Linked DNA regions of Mus musculus: region 2 is linked to region 1. Evidence: chromatin loops called from intact Hi-C (ENCODE). Cell type or tissue: left cerebral cortex. All regions are shown on one strand. Links, peaks and the distances in the headings refer to the core of each region. The heading gives the core; the rest is flanking DNA. Region 1 overlaps A730020M07Rik (RIKEN cDNA A730020M07 gene). Region 2 overlaps 4930432M17Rik (RIKEN cDNA 4930432M17 gene).

Region 1 (9,944 bases), core at 1,388-9,387:
TCTCAACTGGACATTTTTGACCACATGAAATTTAACTTAGTTTCCTTTATTAAGACACAATTCATATCCCATACAGTTCACCTGATTCAAATCAACACAATGACAATATAGTCACAGAGCTGTCTAACTACTACCACTAATTGAATATTTTCAGCACACCCCAAAAGAAATCCCTCCCACACTCCTTACCCAGTCTTCCCCTAAATTTCCCCAATTCTCCTTAAGAAATCACTAATCTATTTATAAATAACGAATATTTTATATAAATGGAACAATATAATATGGTTTTGTTTTTGTTTTTGTTTTTTGGGTTTTTTTTAGTTAAACAGGTTGTCACATATAGCCTTGTCTAGCTTAGGCCTTGAACTCAGAGATCCACCTCCCTCTGCCTCTGGAGTGCTGGAATTAAAGGCATGTGCCACCATGCCCTGCCAATACCTGCTTTTTTAACTGGCTTCCTTCACCTAACATAATATTTTCAATTTATGTTTCGGCACATACTCACGTTTTTCCACAGTGGCAAAATATTCTGTTATGTGTGCACCTTATTGATTGACTAATTCCTCACGTACATCCGGGCCATGTTCACTACAGACATTCATACACAAGGTTTTTTTTTTTAAGAATTTTTTTTCTTTTAAAGATTTATCTATTGATATATGTAAATACACTGTAGTTATCTTCAGACTCGCCAGAGGAGGGTGTCAGATCTCATTAGATATGGTTGTGAGCCACCATGTGGTTGCTGGGATTTGAACTCAGGACCTTTGGAAGAGCAGTCAGTGCTCTTAGCCACTGAGACATCTCTCCAGCACCCCCCCCCAATACACAAGCTTTTATGAGAATAGATGATTTTCACTCATCTCCTGTATATAACCAAAAGTAGAGTTCCTGAATTATGCGATCACTTATTGAATATTTTGAGGGGCTATCTTGCTTATTGCCATAGTGCACCCCAATAGTCATGCATCAGGGTTCCGATGTCTTCACGGACTCACTGCCATTTCACAATCTTCCTCTGATTTTAATCTCCAAGTGTGAATGGTATCTGCATCTCATTGTTTGATTTTTCTGGTGGCTTGAGCCGATGGTCCTGATATCCAAGCCCGCCATCTTTCTCTTTCTTTGCTCTTCATGTCACTGTACACAAAGGAAAACTGAGTTGTCTCCTGGGCCATGATCACACCAGCTCCCTGAGCACTCCTGAGGAGGTGGGAGGATTTGTGTGTGCTTTGATATGTTTGGGGGTTTAACACCACTAAATTTTGTCAATTGCTCTTCTTTAAAAGTCTCTGACAGGGGGCTGGAGAGATAGCTCAGCAGGTAAGAGCACTGACTCTTCTTCCTGAGGTCCTGAGTTCAATTCTTAGCAACCACATGGTGGCTCACAATCTACAGTATACTCATATACATAAAATAAATAAAATCTTTGTTCTTTTTTTAAAGTCTCTGATGGTTTTAAAATTCTGAGGGCTTTCTCGTCTTCCAGAGACTGAAAGTCTGCTCCTACTTTCCATGCTAGGCAGGTTCCATTCACCTGTAACTCCAGCTCCAGGAGATCCAGCACCTCTCCTGGCTTCCTTGAGTACCTGCATACACGCAGCATGCACACCCACACAGACACACATCCAGATATGTATAACTAAAACAAACCAAAACAAGACCTCTCCACATCTCTATTTACAAAAGAGGGTTTCAATAAATGGATAGCATAAATAAAAATGTGAAGGATGGGTTGGAGAGATGGACCAACAGTTAAGAACATTTCTTGTTTTTGAAAAGGACCTGAGTTCAACGCTAAGTATCCATGCTGGGTAAACTACAACAGCCTGCAACTCCAATCCCAGGGGCATCCTAAGCCTCTGGTTCCTGCACTCACGCTAACATACCCCCACACAAGTATGTAATTAAAAATAAAGTCTTAAATAAATAAATGAGACCATATCCTAAATATCAAACAGTATGAGACGTAACAACCAAATGCAATGCATATAATGTACATAATGTATATAGTTTATTTGTACCACAGTTTGAACAAAACAGTAGAAAAAACATCTGGGGGGGCAATCTGCAAAGGTGTTAGATGACACTAAAGAGTTGTTGCTAATTATGGCAGCCATGATTAGAGCATTGTCTTATGGGCAAACATAGACATGCTGCCAGAGCATCTATTGAGGTAAATAACAGTGTCTGGAATTTGCTTCAAAATGTATCGCACAGAGAAAGATAGATAGGTAGATAGATGGATGGATGGATGGATGGATGGATGGATGGATAGATAGAGATAGATAGATAGATAGATAGATAGATAGATAGACAGACAGATAAATGGATGGACGATGGATGGATGGATGGATGGATGGATGATGGATGGACAGATGGACAGACAGACAGAGAGATAGGTATATAGGAAGAGAGAGTATGTGTTTATGGCTGGCAAAATGTAGACAGGATACAGCAGCTCCCTCTCTGTCTTCTACTTTTATGTTCATTTATAATGCTTAATATCAACACCACCACCAACAACAACAATAATGATTGTGGAGGCAATGCTAAAATCTGAATATGGACTGAAAAAAATAGAAAATAGGTGAATCCTGGACTATAGAATACATTTCACTATATCCACTTGGTATATTTTTAGATTTATTATTTTTCAAGTAGCTAACATACATACAGAACTCTGACTTAAAATCTACAGTATAAACTGATGTTTTTTTGTGGGTTCAGGTCTCTCTTTTAGTATGAATCTTTCTGGCTGACATTTGCATTGCTTTATGTAAGCTATAGCCAAATTTCTCCTCTGTAATTTAACTTTAGCTTCTTCAAAGAGAGAGCAAGGGTCCTAGACAGTATAGGCCAATTTATCTTCCCGTATTTTTCATCCAGCAACACCACTTACATATCAACATTGGTTGTAAAGGCATCTAGGAATTGAGTATTCTCACCCCTTGGTTTGCTTTTCAACTTTACACCGTTGCACTTAATTCTTATAATGGTTAAGTAAGTTACCCTGTCATGACCACAAGGACTATGTCACCATCAGACCTGAGGACAAGTGCAACCGAGTCTTGAGAAGCATGCTGCTTAGCTGCCATGAGCACATGGTGCAGCCTTGTACTTGAGAGGAACTGGTGGACACACTGTCACAAGAATAGAGAGAGGGCTGGCCTTGAAAATTCACGTGTTGGAGCTTAACTCCCAAGACAATGGTGTTAGGAGATGGCATCCTTACGAGCAATCGACCTCATGGATCGATTCAGATTGTAAAAGGAATTTGTGTGTGTGTGTGTGTGTGTGTGTGTGTGTGTGTGTGTGTGTGTGAGAGAGAGAGAGAGAGAGAGAGAGAGAGAGAGAGAGAGAGAGGGAGAGAGAGAGAGAGAGGATCTACTTCCATTTGATTTTTCTCCAATGTGAGGACTTGGGAACAAGGCATCATCTAGGATGCCGAGAAGAGCCTATATCAAACACCAAATCTTCTGTTTCTTGATCTTGGACTTCTAGTCTGTAGGACTGTATAAAGTCAACTCACGTTCTTTGTAAATTCCCAGTCTAAAGTATCTGCTATGGCAGCATTGTCCTGGTTTCATTTTGGTTGCTGTAATAAAATACTGACCAAAAGCAATTTTGTAGAAAGGAAGAGTTTATTTGGCTTATATACTTCCAGGTCATAGTCCACCATTGAGGGAAGTCAAGACAGGAACTCAAGCAGAAACCTAAATCAGAAACCACGGAGAAATGCTATGATTGGCTTGCTTGCAGGCTTGTGGTTAGCAAGCTTAGTCCAGGGCTACCTTCTTGGGTTTGGTGTTGACCACAGGAGACTGAGCCCTGTTAAATAAGTTACCAATCAATGACATTCCTCACAGACAAGCTCACAGGCCAATCTGATCTGGAAAGTCCCTCAACTGAGACCCTAGGCAGTGTCAAGTTGACATTTAAAACTAGGATAAAGCATGAACCGAGACAGAAATCATGATGTGTATATTCGACTGTGAAGATGGTGATCTAAATAGCTCATCTAATAGCTGCTTGAAGCAACCTAAGTCATTTGACTGAATTGTCTTCCATTGATTTCTTCCAGCAATGAGTACCTGCCTAACACGTATGCCAAGTCTGAAGAAGACTCAGCATAGTGCTTCATTCAATCTGCCCAATAGTGGCCATGACTAGGAAATGGGGAGTTAGGGAACAAAGCCTCCCAGAGAGGGAGGGAGGCGAGTGATTTTCAATCAAGCAGGGCTGGCTGCTACCCACTTCTACAGTTATTTGTTCAACTGGTTCTTGTGTTTATGCTGAAAATCATGGCCAGCAACTGACTCTCAAGCCTTCGGGGGCTCTCAGCATGTCCCCCTGGGGTGAGGCTGGGAGTGGCTGAGTGTTTGTTTTCCTCTGCCAGGTGGTTTGGCAGCCGTGTCCTTGTAGAACACAGTGTGTTCCTGTGAGAGTGTGTGAGTGAGTCACTGTGGGTCAGCTACGACGTGAGCTCTGGAAGGCGCCTTTGTGAACACTGGAACAGCCTCCCTGCTTCTCAGATGGGGAGAGAAGAGTAAGAGGACTTGGGTATCACACTGACCACCGTAGTCAGCAGATGCAGGGATGCTATTGTGCACCAATTCCGAACCTCTGCCCACGATTCTCTGAAGCTTAGAGAGACATCCCGGGATCTCTGGATGACAATTATCAAGAACAAAAGTGATCACTGAACGCTAACAAGGCAATTATAACATCTAAGACTACTGAATGAGAATGGATCTTTGGTGATCATGTAGCCCAAAGTCCGGTGATGGTAATGGAATTGTCTGAGGCATAAGCTAAAACAAGCAAATGAATGCTAAAGACTGAGGAACTGTTATGGAGAAATACATGCTATCTAAGCTATTGACCATAGTAACCAAGCTGGCTTGGTTAATTTTATTTCACATGTCTCTACCTCCTGTACCCGATACGTGATAGCTTCTAGATATGATGTCTTTAAAAAGGTTGTGAAACTTATCATTGGATTAACACGACATTTGTTCCATGAGGAGATTAAAGGTCTCAAGAAGATTGCTGGTGTAGTGAGGGTTTTGAAGTTGGCCTTGGGAAGGGGACTGGATTCTGAGGGTGATTTATGGGAGTGAGGAAGAGTGTGTTCTCACCAAGAGGGGGCAGACATGTTACAGATGAAGAAGCGAGTGAGCGATCTTGGGTTTGGAGAGTCTTGGCACATCCAGCTGGCCACAACAGTGTAGAGCTGAAGTAAGGGTATGAATGGACGGGCTTGCTGCCAAAGACCCAGAACTCTCTGTCCCTTCATTCTTTAGGTGTCAAAGACATGCTCTGTTTTGAGGAGGGAAAGATACACATGAACCGTTCTCAGCTACTAGACAGTCCCGATTCTCAAAGATTTCCCCTGCATCCTCCAAACACACTGTTCTAGTTAGGACAAAACTGACTTTCTTGAGAAATACTTTCTGCTCTTGAAAGCATAGTCCTGATGACCCAGGCTCAGCTGGCTCAGGAAGCTCAGGGAGGCGAGCGCATTAGACACGCTGGAAGAATATGTTTGCTGAACAGTCTTCATTCTCCAGAAGGGTTCAGACACAGGTCACATTCAGGGCTGGGGTTTGAGCCAGTGCTGATGGGTATCAGTACCTGCTTGCCCCAAGACCTTAAGCTGTATTTGTTCTTGTGCCTACAGGGGAAGCAAGCACAACTGCTCTCTGGGTACTTCCTCCTAGCCCGTCTACTTTCGCTAAGCCTTTCGGATTTCATTAAAGTTTTAAGAGCAGCGTTAGAACTTTATGGTTATCTGCTGATTTGGTCCAGCCAATAAGTTTCTAATTTCTTTTGCATTTATTTAATTAGTGTTGGGGAGCAGGTATGTGCATACCATAGAGTCTGTCTAAAAGTCAGAGGACAATTTAAGGGAGTTGGTTCTTTCTTCTCACCATGTGGATTCCAGGGATTGAACTCAGGTCCAGGCTTGGTGGCAAGTGTTTGTAGCCATTGAGCCATACTGCTGGCTCCAATAACTGTTTTTATTGGTAGGTGGGGTCATCTAATTTGTGGCTAGTCACAATTACTCTTGACCTGGTCTTGGTAGTTAGATTAAAGGTCAGGCACTCTGCACCAATAAATACTTACCTAAGACTTATGCTTTGATGCTGGAGGAAAGAATACTTTGTTCTGGAGTTGTCACATTGTGGTTCCCATGACAATGGTGCTGTGGTTCCCACCTCTCTGAGTCTTGCTTCTTTTACTTGTTCTTAGGTGATGCTCTGTTTGGCTCAAATATCTTCCTGCCCGTGAATCTCCTTTTCAGGGTGGTGTCCCCGAAAACCCAGCAGAAGGGTGGGGGAGGTCCTTGATGCTTGACTTGTCAGAAAATTTCCCTTTCATCTATAGTATAATTAAGACAGAAATAGGTAAGGATTCAGGAAGCATTCAGAAGCCATTTAACATGTTTACTAAAGGGAATTTCAAACCAATAGTCTCTTTTCTGCTATCAAGAATATTTTAGGATAAGCTCAAAGCAGTTTTGCCTATAGTCGTGGAGTGGCCTCTCCAGGACGTTTCTACCTCCATTTTTATCAAGAATGATCTGCATATCCAAGGGTTGCTCTAATGGGAAGATTTCAGAGAAGTTTGCGGTTTGTGTTGGTCCAGATTCACTTCCTTTTTGCTGAGTGGGTAATGATGACAGATGCCTCTGAACCAGCAGGTAAGGAGTGCCCAGTAATGGCCAGTCTGCTAAGTCCAGTCACTTTCACTGCCTAGTCATCAACAAGATTGTTGTTCTTAAAGTCTACGGCCAGCAAAACGACAGCAGCCACTCCTAAAGTCAAGACAACTTGATCTATCTCTGGGGCAGGCAAAGGTGTGTGGCCCCAGGGCCAGGGATGCCTCACTCTCACCCACACATAGAGATAGCATCTTTCTATACTCTACTGGCCAAGCCATGTGCCTGGGGGTCACTGTGACCGCTTGGAAGACTGTATAAATTTCTCCAGTCTTCACAAAGGTGCCCACAGAAGGTTCAACCTGCCAAGAGAACCTGCCCTCCCTCTCCCACATAATCCTTTTCTTCTTTAAAAAACAAAGGAGCTTGGGGCCCAGCTTGGAGCCCAGCATGGGCTTGCCAGGAACAGGGGCATACCTGTCATCTGCAGGTGTGTTCATGGTTCACGGAGCATGGAAGCTTAATGTATTTTCACATTGGCTAGGAATGTGTTTACCTGTTATTCTAGCTCATAGCCAGACAAGAAAGATTAGTGCCGGGCATGTTGAGTTTACTGAAAAGCTCAGAAACCAAAGGAGGCTAAATGGTGTGCTTCCTTTCCTCTGTTATATGCCTGTGTCAAATGAAGATTTTGGGCACCATCTTGAAAAGTTCCCTGTGATAACTTCACCTTCTTGTTAATAATAGGCACTTGTTAATAAAAACAGGGGGGTTAGCCAAAAGTCATGCTTCAATCCTGTTTTCATGGCCAGGGCCTCTTGGCCCATAGCAAAGGGACAGAAAAACCTAGGTAAGGTGCAGGATCAGGCCACTTATGACAAGTTGCAGCCCCTGCAGTAAGACATGAGCTAAGGAACCTAAGGTTGGTGAGAGAGTTGCCATGTTTGTGTCCCAAACCCCGAGTCTGAGGGTAACAGAAAGAACTTTTTTTTGGAGATCTGAGAGTCAATGGGAAAGGAGCTTGGCTTTGGCTTGTTCTCTGCCTTGCTTGATTCTGAAATCACCTTAACCAGTGAATACATAAAACTAGTATAAGAAAACGGAGCCCAGAGTGCACTTGCCAGACGGCAAGCACAGGAAGGGTCACTGGCATGGAGCTCTTTGGGTGACTTAGCCTCTGATCTTGTCATTGCTTTGATGGAGGAACTCTTTCTAATGGTCATGGAAAGCATTCGTGAATGATTCAGCAAGTCGGAGTTTGCCATCTGGATCCAGGAAAAGAGAGAGAGAGGGAGGGAGGGAAGGAGGGAGAGAGGGAGGGAGGAAGAGAAACAAACAGAGAGGCAAAGAGACAGAGAAGAGAGGAGAGAGGGAGGGAGGGAGAGAGAGAGAAAGAGAGAGAGAGAGAAGGAGAGAGAGAGAAGACCATTGTGTGGATTGAAGGATGACAGGCAGGATTTGGAGACAGAGGCAGTTAAGGAATGATGGGTAAGCTGGTCCCTGTCTTGCAAGCTCACCTTTTTCATGAGCTTGTCCTGGGTTAAAAAGCCAGGTCGAATAGTCCTCGCCTTGACTCTACTCCAGTGCATTGGGAGGTGCAGAATTCCTTGCTTTTGTGGAGCAGAGTGTCTCAGGCTTCCAGACATAAACAGCACATCCTGCAGACAGACAGACACTGTTGAGTCAGGTTCGGGACACAGGGCCCCACAGAGATCAGATGACGGTCACCCCTAAAGAAAACGAAGGCTTCCTGGGCAAAGTTACTTTGAATTCCAGAGTTAGCATGAAGCATCTGGAAAAAGAAAGCCAGGCGGAAGTAACTGCAGAAGGGACTGCAGCTGCTGCTACCTCTGTGGGTGAGGACCTAGAGAAAGTCCAAAATGTTTGTCTGCACAAACATCCCTTGATCACAGGAAGTCCACCCCTTTCTTCCACTTGCCTGCCTCTCTCCTATACTTTTGCCTGCCCCCCACCATTCATCCATTCATTATCTACCTATCTCTCTTCCCGTACATTCACCTATCTACCTTTCTGCCCATTATCCTGTCATCCACCCTCCTATCCATCCACCTACGCCTCTGCCTTCCAATGCTACTATAGAAAGAGCACATGTGCTAAGCTAGGGATGGGGAGCCGCCTGTCCCATCTACTCACATGTGGGTGGGATTAAGGGAGTCCTCTCCGGTATAGGAAACAACTTACAGATGTAAGATACCCAAAGATGCCAGAGCACCTAAGCTGTTGACTAAGCTGTGTCAATATGATTCAGTCACTTTCTAATATCTCAGTGTCTTAGTTTCCTCTTGTGTAAAATGCAGGAAACACAGAGTTTTCAGCTTACGGGACAGTGATAGTCACTTAAGGAGAAATCAAAGTACTAAGTACAGTGGCCAGCATGTAGCATGCTCAGTAGATTTAATCAGCACTAAAAGTGAGGTGTTTGGAGAACTGGGAAAGAATTCGGCCATCTCAAAGCCAATAGGCAAGGAGGGTTTCTTAGGAAGCTAAGAGATGTGTTAGAAGTCATGTCAGGTTCTTGGCATGGTATTTTCCAATGTCCAGCTGCTGGGCATGAAGAGAGTAAACAGAGGAGAGGAGCTAAGACCTCAGGTTTTCTTCATGCTTGCCCTCATCTTTGCAGAGGGCCAGCAATGGCTCAAATTAACACTGAGCCAAAAGGGCCCTGGTGAGAAAAGCAACAGGAAGAGGAATGAGCCAAGGAAGAATAGAGGGACAAAGTCAACAGAGACCCCGTGTCAGAAATCCTACAGGACTCTGACAGGAAGTCTGGCCACCAGGAGAGCTGCTGGAGCTTTGAGAGCCTCCAAGCCTGGGGGAGTCCTGGCGATTCTCTATTTAATAATCCCCCAGGGAAGTTACTTGTAGAGAAAGGTCAGAAGTTGCCTTAAGGACAACAGCCAAGGGTTCCTGCAACCAGCATGGAGACTTCTGCCAGCACACAGGAATGTCTGAAGGAAGCAGGGATTCCAGTCAGGAATCAGTTGTTTGGGTACACAGGGGTCAGAGGACAGCATCCTTGGCAGGAGAGTTGTGAACATCCTTAAATCCATAGGCTCCTGGCCAGCTGGTTTCTGGATCATGAGGATCATGGTCATGTTGAGAGAGGATGCTGGAGTTAACAAGAGGGCCCCTCCAATTTAGGGACATGGATGGTGAGCGTGAACTAAACAGGTGAAGGTGACAACTGGTGCCACCTTGGGGGACCTTCAGTAGAGGTTTCTGAGGCTCTTTCTGTATTGCTAGAAGGGAGAAATCAATA
Region 2 (9,944 bases), core at 548-8,547, 51 kb after region 1:
TGGCCAGTAAGGTTCACCACGATGAATCATAGACTTCAGCCCAACTTCCTTTGACAGTGGGAGCTTTTAACCAAATAAAGAGACAGAAACCCAACTCAAACTAGCTTAAGCATGGTCAGATTTATGAGATCCGTGAACCAAAAAGTCCAGGAGAGCCTGATGTTGTGTGCCCAGGTCATGTGCCAGAGCTGGCTTCTTCTCTCTTCGGGGCATTTTCCTCTGCATTGGCTCCATGCTCAGACCAGCTTTCCCCACATAACACAAAGCTTCTGATCAGATCCTGCTAGAGAGCACCAGCCAGCTTCCTTTACCTTCAGCAAACATTCTAGAGCCCATTTGCTGTGATTGGCCAGCTTAGTCACGTGCCCACCTTTCAACCAATAGCACTAAGTTGTTGTTCCCGAAGCTCTCTTAATAATGGTACCTAAACAGTGTGGTCAACATTAAAATGGTAAAGATTCAAGAATTTTGAAATCTATAAAACAATTATAAATTATATATTATATATAAATTATAAAACAAATATATAAATTATAAAAAGCTATAATATAGAAGTATATAACAATTATTGTTAAGCACACGATACTACTTTTCCACCCAAAACGACTGCACTGATGCTACAATCCAAAGTCAGAGCCACTGCCTGTGCCACCACTGGTCAAGAAGAACTCTGTGGCAGAGAGGGCCAAGCTAGGTTTTGTCGAGTGTCTGATATGGTGAGCTGGACTCAGGCTAGAACCCTCCATATGGATGTAGATTCTGCACACCGCGGCTTTTCGTGGCTGCGTGGACTTGTATGTGACACATGATTTGGTGAACTCCACTTCCTCCACTTGTGAAAAGAGGTGAAATTGCTCTCCCCCTCCCCGCTCCCCTCCCCTCCCCCTTCTTCGCCCCTTCCTCTCTTCCTCCCCCACCCCTCCTCAGCAGCTCAAACAGCAGGACTTTATTTTCTCATAATTCTGGGGGTAGAAATTGAAGATTAAGATGCTGACAGCGTTGGCCTGTCTTCCTGGCTTATAGTCTGGTGAGTTCTCTCTGTGTCTTCACTGACACCGTCTGTCTCATCACAGAGTGAAAGATGGACTGAGTCCCCAGCCGTGCTATCTCAGGTGCCAAGTGCCACAAGGCTGGGGCACCATGGAGCCATGATCATATACAGCATATGTATATGTGTATGTGTATGTGTATGTGTATGTGTATATCATATCTATACAGATATATGCATGCATATGTCACATATATGTTATATGTCATACATATACCCATATACACATTACACACACACTATACATATATATCTGGGAACCAATCAAGTCAATTGTTTAGTGTCTATTTAGATTTTTGTAAATATCCTGATTGGTAGAAGACAGCAACCTGGAAATGGATCTTTGTCCTCGAATATCTATTAGCCTGAACCTCGAACTTTGGCTCCAAATACGTTCCTTCTCACTGCCATGAACATACACCTCAGCGCTCAGGCTGACCCAGGGTTACAAAATCATCTTCCCAGGGTTCCCAGTGTTTATGAAATTTGAGGGTCTGCCGTAGTCACTAGAAAGTACCCCAGTAAATGTCCCTCCCACACCCCTTCCTGACGACCTCTTCCTTCTTCCCTCAAATCCCTTTCTATTCCAAGGATCACCTTCTTGAAAGAACATTTACACACTGTTCTCTTTGCTGCCATTTCTGTGCCTAAACCACACTATACACACCAGAACCCAGGAAAATATCTTTGCAGTAATTTTCCTCCAGAGAGTCCATAACTACAGGGCTGTCCGTGGATGCCTGGTGATTCGCCCATCATTTCCCAGAAAAGATTCTGACCCATCTATTTATAAAAGCTGTCATAGAAGGAATTCCATGAACCCTTTAGCTTTGCCGCAGTATAAACAGGTGTCATGCTGGCTGGCTCACCAACTGCCTGGGCTTCCACAACCAGCACAAATGAGCCATTTTCTTTTTTCCCTTAGCTCCAGATGTGACATCCCACCCCACACCTATCTACAACTGAGCTGCCAGTGTCCCTCATGCTGCCTGACACACGGGGCTTCCTGAGCCTGCAAGGAAAGGCAGTCCTGGGGCTACAGGTTTTACTACTTGGTTTTTCAGACCTGCTAGAGGTCCTGTGCAATGGACTGGAAGCTTCTAGAAGGCAGGGTCCTCATGTGGGTCCTTTTCACTCCTCTGTAGTCAGTAACCAGCTTAAAAAGAACAGGCTCATGGGTTGATTGTCACAGAAACATTGACAGCTAATTCTGAGTGAATGTTTAACTTTCACGGCATCCGGGACCAAGAACAAAGTAGCTGAAGGTTATACTGACCGAGAAGATTCAAACCAGTGACCTGGTTGGTAACTGCTTGTTGAGCCCTCTGCCCTGGGCTCACAATCAACAACATGGCTAAAGGAATACGAAGGTTGGAGGCCCCAGAGGGGAGGAGGAAAGCAAGGAGGGGACAGCAAGAAGGAGGACAGGGACAGAGGGAGGCATCACGGGATTAGAGCGTGGGTCAGGAGGGGTTGGAATAAGGGAGAGACAGAGCCAAGAGGAACTTCAGATGGATGGTTGCTATCTTATGGTAGATAGCTCTGGTGGGCTGGAGCTGGGTCACTTCCCTGGGCTCAGCTCCTTATTAGCTGCCCCCTCACTTGGAATCACTTCAGGTGACACTGGAGCTCCTTCATGACCTGATTCCTCTGGCACAACAAGCTGAAACAGTCCAGCGTGTAAAGAGGACACCCAAGAGGCTGCCATGGGCCAGGCCCAGCCATCCCCTCTACACATCCACTGATCAGAACTGCCACAAAATTGCAGGACATAGCCCAGATGGTAGAGTGCTCGCCTAGCTTGTGTTTGCCTGTGTTCCATCCTCTGTACCATATGAACTGGGCATAGTGGTGCAGACCTGTAATCCTAGCATTGGGGAAGTAGAGGCAGGTGGATCTGAAGTTCATGTAAGAATTCCAGGTCAGCCTTAGGCTGAATGAAACCTTGGGGGGTTGTAGGGAAGGGGGGGGGCGAGACAAAGTTGTCTGTGAGACAGAGAAGTACCTTCCATCTTCATGGCCAGAAAGATGGAAAAGGGTGGGTAATGTGAGTTGTCATAGCAAGCCATCTTTATTATACATTCTTCTTACATGCTGTCCTTTCTCCATTCATGGTCCTTCTGTTTAGGTGTCCCCTGAATCTGTAGGAACCATTTACTTTCTCACACCTTTTCTGGGGTCCCTCTCAGGTGATCCCTTGATGTCTCTGAGCTTGCACTAAAGGCACCACCCAATACTGGTGACCTCATACACACACAACTGCCATAGTCTTACCAGCTCCCTGAGACTTGACCTTAAAGTTCAACAAAAGGAACTATGTGCTTTGTCTCTCGATCCTCAAAGTCTATACTTAGTTGGTGGTAGATAATGTGTATTGAATGAAGGATTGGCTAGCTTCTAAAGGGCCAGGATCCTTGGTGTGGCCCAGAACAGTCATTTAACTAAAAAAGGAAAACTACACAGAAAGTCCCCCAGTAACTTTGTTTTGCTGGAGCCCTCCCCTGGGTCAGGTCTCTCATTAGTATCCCTAAGAAGAGCCAAAGTGGCTGGTATTAGAAATCTGGGGAAAGTGCCAATGACTGATTAGAATCCAGCCCACTAGTTGTCTTAAAGAGCCTGATTAGGCTTTCAAGAGAATGTCGGAGTTTGGTCACCGCATCCTGGCAGATGAGGACAAGGGGAATAGATGCCCATTGTAGGAACCGGGCTGTGTCTGCAGCAGGCTCGGAGGGATGGTGGGCCTGCTAGAGTAGCTCCTATTGGCTTATCACCTGAGTATGTCATTATATAGCAACACTCCAGCACAGCATCTATGATCCCCACTTTTCTCTGAGCTACTTTGAGTCAGGATTGAAGGCAGTAAAACCTCATTAACACAGGAGGGGAGAGGTGAGTCACTTCCATGCCTGGCTCCCAGCCAGACTCATTACCAAGCTTAAGAGTGAGAAAGTGTCAGCCTCCTTTTATGTGGGGTGATTGGCTACAGTCTCATCGTTAACAACTTTGGAAGAAGAAAATTATATGGCTCACACATACAAGAACAAATAAAACAAGGTTACCTCATGAAGGATGAGTAACTCTAGCAGTGTACCCAGGTCCTCGGATTCAGGGGGGCAGAGCAGTCACCCACACTTCCTGCTGTCTAGAAGACTGAGAGAGGTCTAGAGAAGTTAGGTATCCACAGCTTTGGGGTCTTCCAAGGCCTCCCTCTTCCTCTCATCCTTGGGTTTGATTCATTAGGGCCAAAGGGATGAACATACACAGATTTTATAACTTTAAATGGAGAATCACACCTTTTGAATCATGCCCTCACTTATGCTTGGATGCCTCTTTTCCTCATTGATTTGTTTCATCTTCAAGTCTTTTGGGAGCCTTTGAAGGGTTCCTGAGGGCACAAGGACAGGCTGCTTAGAGGTATAGTGGCCAGAGGACAGCATTTCCTAATGGCTTCTGGGGAATGGGGGCTATCCTCACCAGAGAGGATGGCAGCTGAGATCTCTTCCAGTGGAGCAGTAGGTATTAACGTCATTAATGCTAGAAGTATGCACAGCTCTGATGGTCATGGGGATGACAGCTAACATGCATTAAAATTTAGAATGCCCTAGGCCCTATTTTAGAAGGCCAACACATAGGGTCTCCTTTAACCTCACAATCGCTGTATTTTCAGTGGGGAAGAAGCTGAAAAATCATTTCCAGGATAGAATAAGAGAGAAACCTCCTGAGAAGTCTCACAAAGCTATGACACTGAGTTCATTCAACCATAGTGGCTCTGCCCTTGGGATCCAGAAAGGATTGTCCATCAACTTTTATTCTGGTTTTCTGCACTTACCCCGCCATGCCACTAATCTTTATACAAAGCTGTCACCATCTCTCACCTCAGCCACAAGTGTCCACAAATACCACTGTTTCCCAATCAAACTGCTGTTAAACTACTCCAAAGGGCAAAACAGAGAGGCAGGAATCACAGTGGGATCCAAGTGCCACCGGGCTCCCTAGAGTTACACAACATGGCAACCCTTTTGTTGCACCTTTGTTCACAGAGCAGAAATTTACCTTGCTCAGCAACAGCAGAGGCCTGCTTCAGACCTGGCAGTTAACCCACAGCCCTAAGCACTCTTATCCCTTTTATCAGCTCCCAGATCAACTCCTGTGCTCTCATATTCCCATAATCTTCAGTAGTCCACGATCCCTTTATACAGCATGGCTCAAAGCCCTCCAACAGCTTTCCATTAACCCCAGGACTCTGTGAGACTCCAGGAGGCCCCATGTGATTCAGCCATCCTGACTTTTTTGGTCTCCTAAGATCTTGCTGAGTCTGTCACCCCAGGACCTTAGCACATGCCATTTCCTCTGCCCCTGCCTCTGCCTTTGTTGTGCTCTATATTTGCCCTGGATCCTTCCTGAGTCCATTCCTCGCCTCATTAAAGACTGTCAAAATGTCACCTTCCACTGAGAGTTCTCTGTGATCTTTTCATGTAAAATAAGCCCTAACTCTCACCTTCATTCCTTGGTCCTTCCTAGTTGAACTTCAAAACAGAATTCGTACTTATTAATGTCTTGGTGTACAGCCCCTTGGTTTGTATATGCTTGGGCCAGGGAGTGGCACTATTAGTAGGTGTGGCCTTGTTGGAGTAGGTGTGTCACTGTGGCTGTGGGCTTTAAGACCCTCACCCTAGCTGCCTAGAGGCCAATATTCTGCTAACAGACTTCAGATGAAGATGTAGAACTCTCAGCTTCTCCTGTGCCATGCCTATCTGGATGCTGCCATGATCTCTCACCTTGATGATAATGGAATGAACCTCTGAACCTGTAAGCCAGCCCCAATGAAATGTTGTCCTTACAAGAGTTGCCTTGGTCATGGTGTCTGTTCACAGCAGTAAAACCTGAATTAAGACCCTTAGTTGGATACAACCTGGGATGTTTTCACCTTGTCACTGGGCTTCCAGGGCTAGAAGAGCACTCTGCCTGTCATGTGGTGGGAGCTCAGTTGGGTAAATGGAGATGCACCTGCCTGACCCCCACACTTGGTCAGATCTCGGGATAAGGTGGGGAAAGGAGCGTGGGGAAGCCCAGGAGAGGAGAAGAAAGTCGCTCTTCTTATTTCTGCATTTATTTGGTGACGTGGACTATGTAGCACGTGTCACATACTATCTCCATCCATTCTCACATTCTAAGAGAGGAAACCATGAGCTTGGTGGGCGGGACCCATCTGTATCAATTCCTGACCTGCTCTTGGTCACAGTGAAGGACTTCTTATCAAAGATGAATTGCTTATCGCCATGTGCCCAAACCACTTATGATTCACCTGCTTTATCTTATGGTCTGTTTAATTTGTATTGCTTTCTACTGTATCTGTAAGATAAAAGGCTTACTCCTACACCCACCACTTCCTCCACTCGGCCTTTGAAACCTCCCAGTGTATTTGTATCATTTGTTAAACCCATGTGGCTTTCCTCTGTAAGTGGCTGTGTCAGGTTTGCAGGGGAAGGATCCTGAGTTTTTCTAAAGATTTTTTTTCTAAACACTCCTTTAGAAACCAAGATATCGTTATACAAAGCAACAAACCACATGTCAGCTGCCTGATCATTCAGTCCTATGCTAAAGCCTGCTACAAGGCTTAAAACCTTCATTTGGTGCCAATGAAAATTCCCAGGGTTATTATCAGAATTTTTTTTGAATTTTCATGCTTTTATTATGAGAATGTTGAACACTGGCCTCTGAAACAATTTAGTTTTATGCTTCACTAAATACATCAAAATTATGAGCATGAGGCTTTAAAACTTAACAACTCTATTTCTAATATTTTTGTATTTATAACATTTTTATTGATTATTTGGAAATAAAAAAAACTTAGAAAATCTCCTTCCCTAGGCTAAACCTTCCTTGGTTCCTGTGTAGTAAGACATGGGCCATTCAGTTGGTTTGTGGTTAACCTGAGTTTACACAATAAGGACGTGGCTCCCACTGCAAGCTTATGCCTGACCAAGTTCGGCCTGCAAGCAGGGCCTCAGGTTATGTACAAGTTCAAGATGAACAGCACAAGCTTATGCAGATGGGGCAGGGATGAGCCTGATAGGTCCCTCTGTTCTTCTATCTGTGTACCAGTGTAAGCCCCTAAGTCTAACTTGGGGCTACAGTTGGGATCTTAGGTCACGTATTACAAGTTGAATGCCTCTAATCTGAAAATTACATAAAAGAGTCCGAAGAGATGGCTCAGTGGTTAAGAGTACTTGTTCTTGCAGAAGACCCAGGTTCTATTCCCAGCAAACACATGACAGTTCACCACTGTCTGTAACATCAGTTGGAGAGCCAATACCTTTGTCTAATCTCCAAAGGTACCAAGAGTGCATATGGTGCACAGACAGACATGAAAGCAAAACACTCACACGCATAAAATCAAATAAGCTGGGGTTAAGCTCTGTTGGTAAAGCGCTTGCCTTGAATGAAGACTTGAGTTTGTTCCCCATAATTCACGTTGAGAGAGAGAGAGAGAGAGAGAGAGAGAGAGAGAGAGAGAGAGAGAGAGAGGGAGGAAGGGAGGGGGGAGGGAGGAAGGGAGGAAGGAAGAAAAAGAGAAAGAAGGGAGGGAGGAAGAGAGGGGAGAAAGAAAGCTGAGCATGGTTGCATGTGCTTGTATTTCCAATATTAGGGAAGCAGAGATGAAGAGACAGATCTCTTGGCTTGCTGGATGGCCAACCAGCCTAGCCAGTTAGGTGAGCCCCAGATCCTGAGGAGAGACCATGTCTCAAAAAGCAATGCAGACAGCTCCTGAGGAACAACACTCAGGCTGACCTCTGGCCTTTACACTCACACACTTTTTCTTTATTATATAAGACTGCCAATAAGTTATACTTTTAAGGCATATATGAAACATGTACAGATTTCACATTTAGAATATTAGAGTCTCATCCCTAATATACTTCATGTGAACATTTCAAAACCAGGAAACGAATGTAACCCAAAACACTTCTATCTCAAGTATTCTGGTCAAGAAAGACTTGAGTGGTATAATTTAGACTCACTACAGGTTTAGACTCTCTTGGCACTGTGAGATCCTGGAGGCTGCTTTCTCTCAAAGGCTAATAATACTGAATACCATAGTCCTAATCAGATATACTTGATTATAGAGCCAACTTAACTTCTGGATTTGGCATTCATTTGCCCTAAAAGGACAGCAAATCTGTACATATTCCTGAACCTCAATTCTTATCCACACAGGGTCCTGAAAGAATTCTTTCTCTTGGGACTCAAATTGCAAACTTGTCCCTGGTCACATAGCTACAGCACGGAAGAGAGAATTTGAATTCTAATCTTTTGAGTTCATGTTACAAGGGAACGAGACTAACCGAGGCAAAAATAAGCAAATCCTGCCCTTTGTGAGGTCCAGAGTTCCATCATCAACACTGGCTGTGAGTATTGCAGTCTATAAAACATTCTCAGGCTCTTGTACAAGAGATTGTTAGAGGAGATCGGGAAGGCACTGGAGAGATGGCTCCGTGGTTAAAAGCCCTTGTTGCTGCTTTGCCAGAGAACCCAACTTTGGTTCCCTGTGTTGACATCAGACAGCTCACAACAGTCCCTAACTCCAGCTCCTGTCTGGCCTCCTCAGGCACTTGGCATAAATACATACATTAGACACAAAAATTTAAAACTATACAGGTATAACCAATGGCTAACAGAGAATTGAATTGCCACAACTGGGTAAGTGAGGGAAGAGATAAGCCTTGACAGCCTCAGAAAGCAAGGAAGAATTCAAAATTACATAGTAACTGATCTTCACAATGATGCCGTGAATCAGCAAGGCCAATGGGACCTGGGAGTCACAGCACTCATGTTTTATAAGGACAAATCTTCCATCAAAAGTGTTTCACACAGCCTAAGTCCCTCAGTGAACATGAGTTAGATATTGGCTATTTTATTCTTCTGGAATTCTTCATCTGCAAACAGTCCGAGACAAATGGAATGTTATAGTATATAATATATGTGATATATATATATGGATATATATACATACATATATGTATTTCAAACATAGGTTCTAGAGCAACGTTCACAGTTACTACTTTAATTTAGCTGCTTATTACACACTTCTAAACATTTGAGAGGCTGAGACATTAGGCTCTTGAGTTTGAGACCAGTCTAACTTACATAGAAAAACCCTTCATGGTGTGTGGTGGTGGGGACTCCTAAAGTTGTTGATAGCAGGATACTTTAGAGTTACATTTACACAGAACTATACTGTCACAGTGCATTTATACTGCAACAGTATATTTATACTGTATAAGGTATGTTTATACTGTATTTCATTTTAATGAAACTGGTTTTTACTCAATGACCTAAAATTCTCAAGTCACTGCTTGCCAATGAACCAATATGTGACTTACTGTATTTGGAGGTACAAAGCGTCTTATTCTTTTTCAGTTTCCAGGCATCGAGTTTGCAGTGAAAAACAAACAAAATACGTTTTCTATAGTGCTTAAGGCTCTTCAGATAGCTCAACACTAACACACAAGAGGCAGATGTGGCTGTTAGATGGCCACGAACCCTGGCTTGCCTTTCATCCAGAAGAGGTTGACTTTCCACCCTAAGCATAGACAGAGGATGCTTCTGCTCTCCCTAGCGAATGCCCTCCCTGATCAGCTACTATCCAGATAGAGCTGCCCTGCTCCAGGTAGCCAGAAGACTGGCTCATACAAACTTTGCTATACAGGTCCCTACAGCCTCCTCCCGAGTGACATCAGCCACAGCTAAGCCAATTCGGAGGCCAATGGAAAGTGGTTGTTACCCTGTGCAGAGTGTTTCCCATTGGGAAGAACAGAATGATTCTATGGAAAACTAGAAAGGCCTCAAGGCTACCTCCATGAATGGCATCTTGTAGACTGTCTCTTATGGGATG

The links. Peaks named below come from ENCODE experiments on the same cell type or tissue, not always from the same donor. Only the 100,000 strongest peaks of a DNase experiment are listed, where the experiment ranks them.
Region 2: a loop joins it to region 1, with 1.9 times the contacts of the local background. A loop is called at or near these places in 3 of 42 quality-filtered maps.

The regions. Positions count from the first base shown.
Region 1 is chr3:121,631,311-121,641,254 of GRCm38, forward strand. It overlaps A730020M07Rik (RIKEN cDNA A730020M07 gene), which reads right to left. Exons shown (of 3, transcript NR_036458.1): 2 at 8,182-8,322; 3 at 5,816-6,384. Among named protein-coding and RNA genes, the nearest start is that of A730020M07Rik, 10 kb to the right of the region's middle. In left cerebral cortex, for the core only: a CTCF peak has its summit at 5,133; DNase peaks (open chromatin) are centred at 4,356 and 5,243; H3K27ac peaks cover 592 bases.
Region 2 is chr3:121,682,882-121,692,825 of GRCm38, forward strand. 4930432M17Rik (RIKEN cDNA 4930432M17 gene) reads left to right here. Exons shown (of 6, transcript NM_001033814.2): 6 at 1-101. Among named protein-coding and RNA genes, the nearest start is that of 4930432M17Rik, 17 kb to the left of the region's middle. In left cerebral cortex, for the core only: no CTCF peak of the experiment used is centred there; DNase peaks (open chromatin) are centred at 3,686 and 3,921.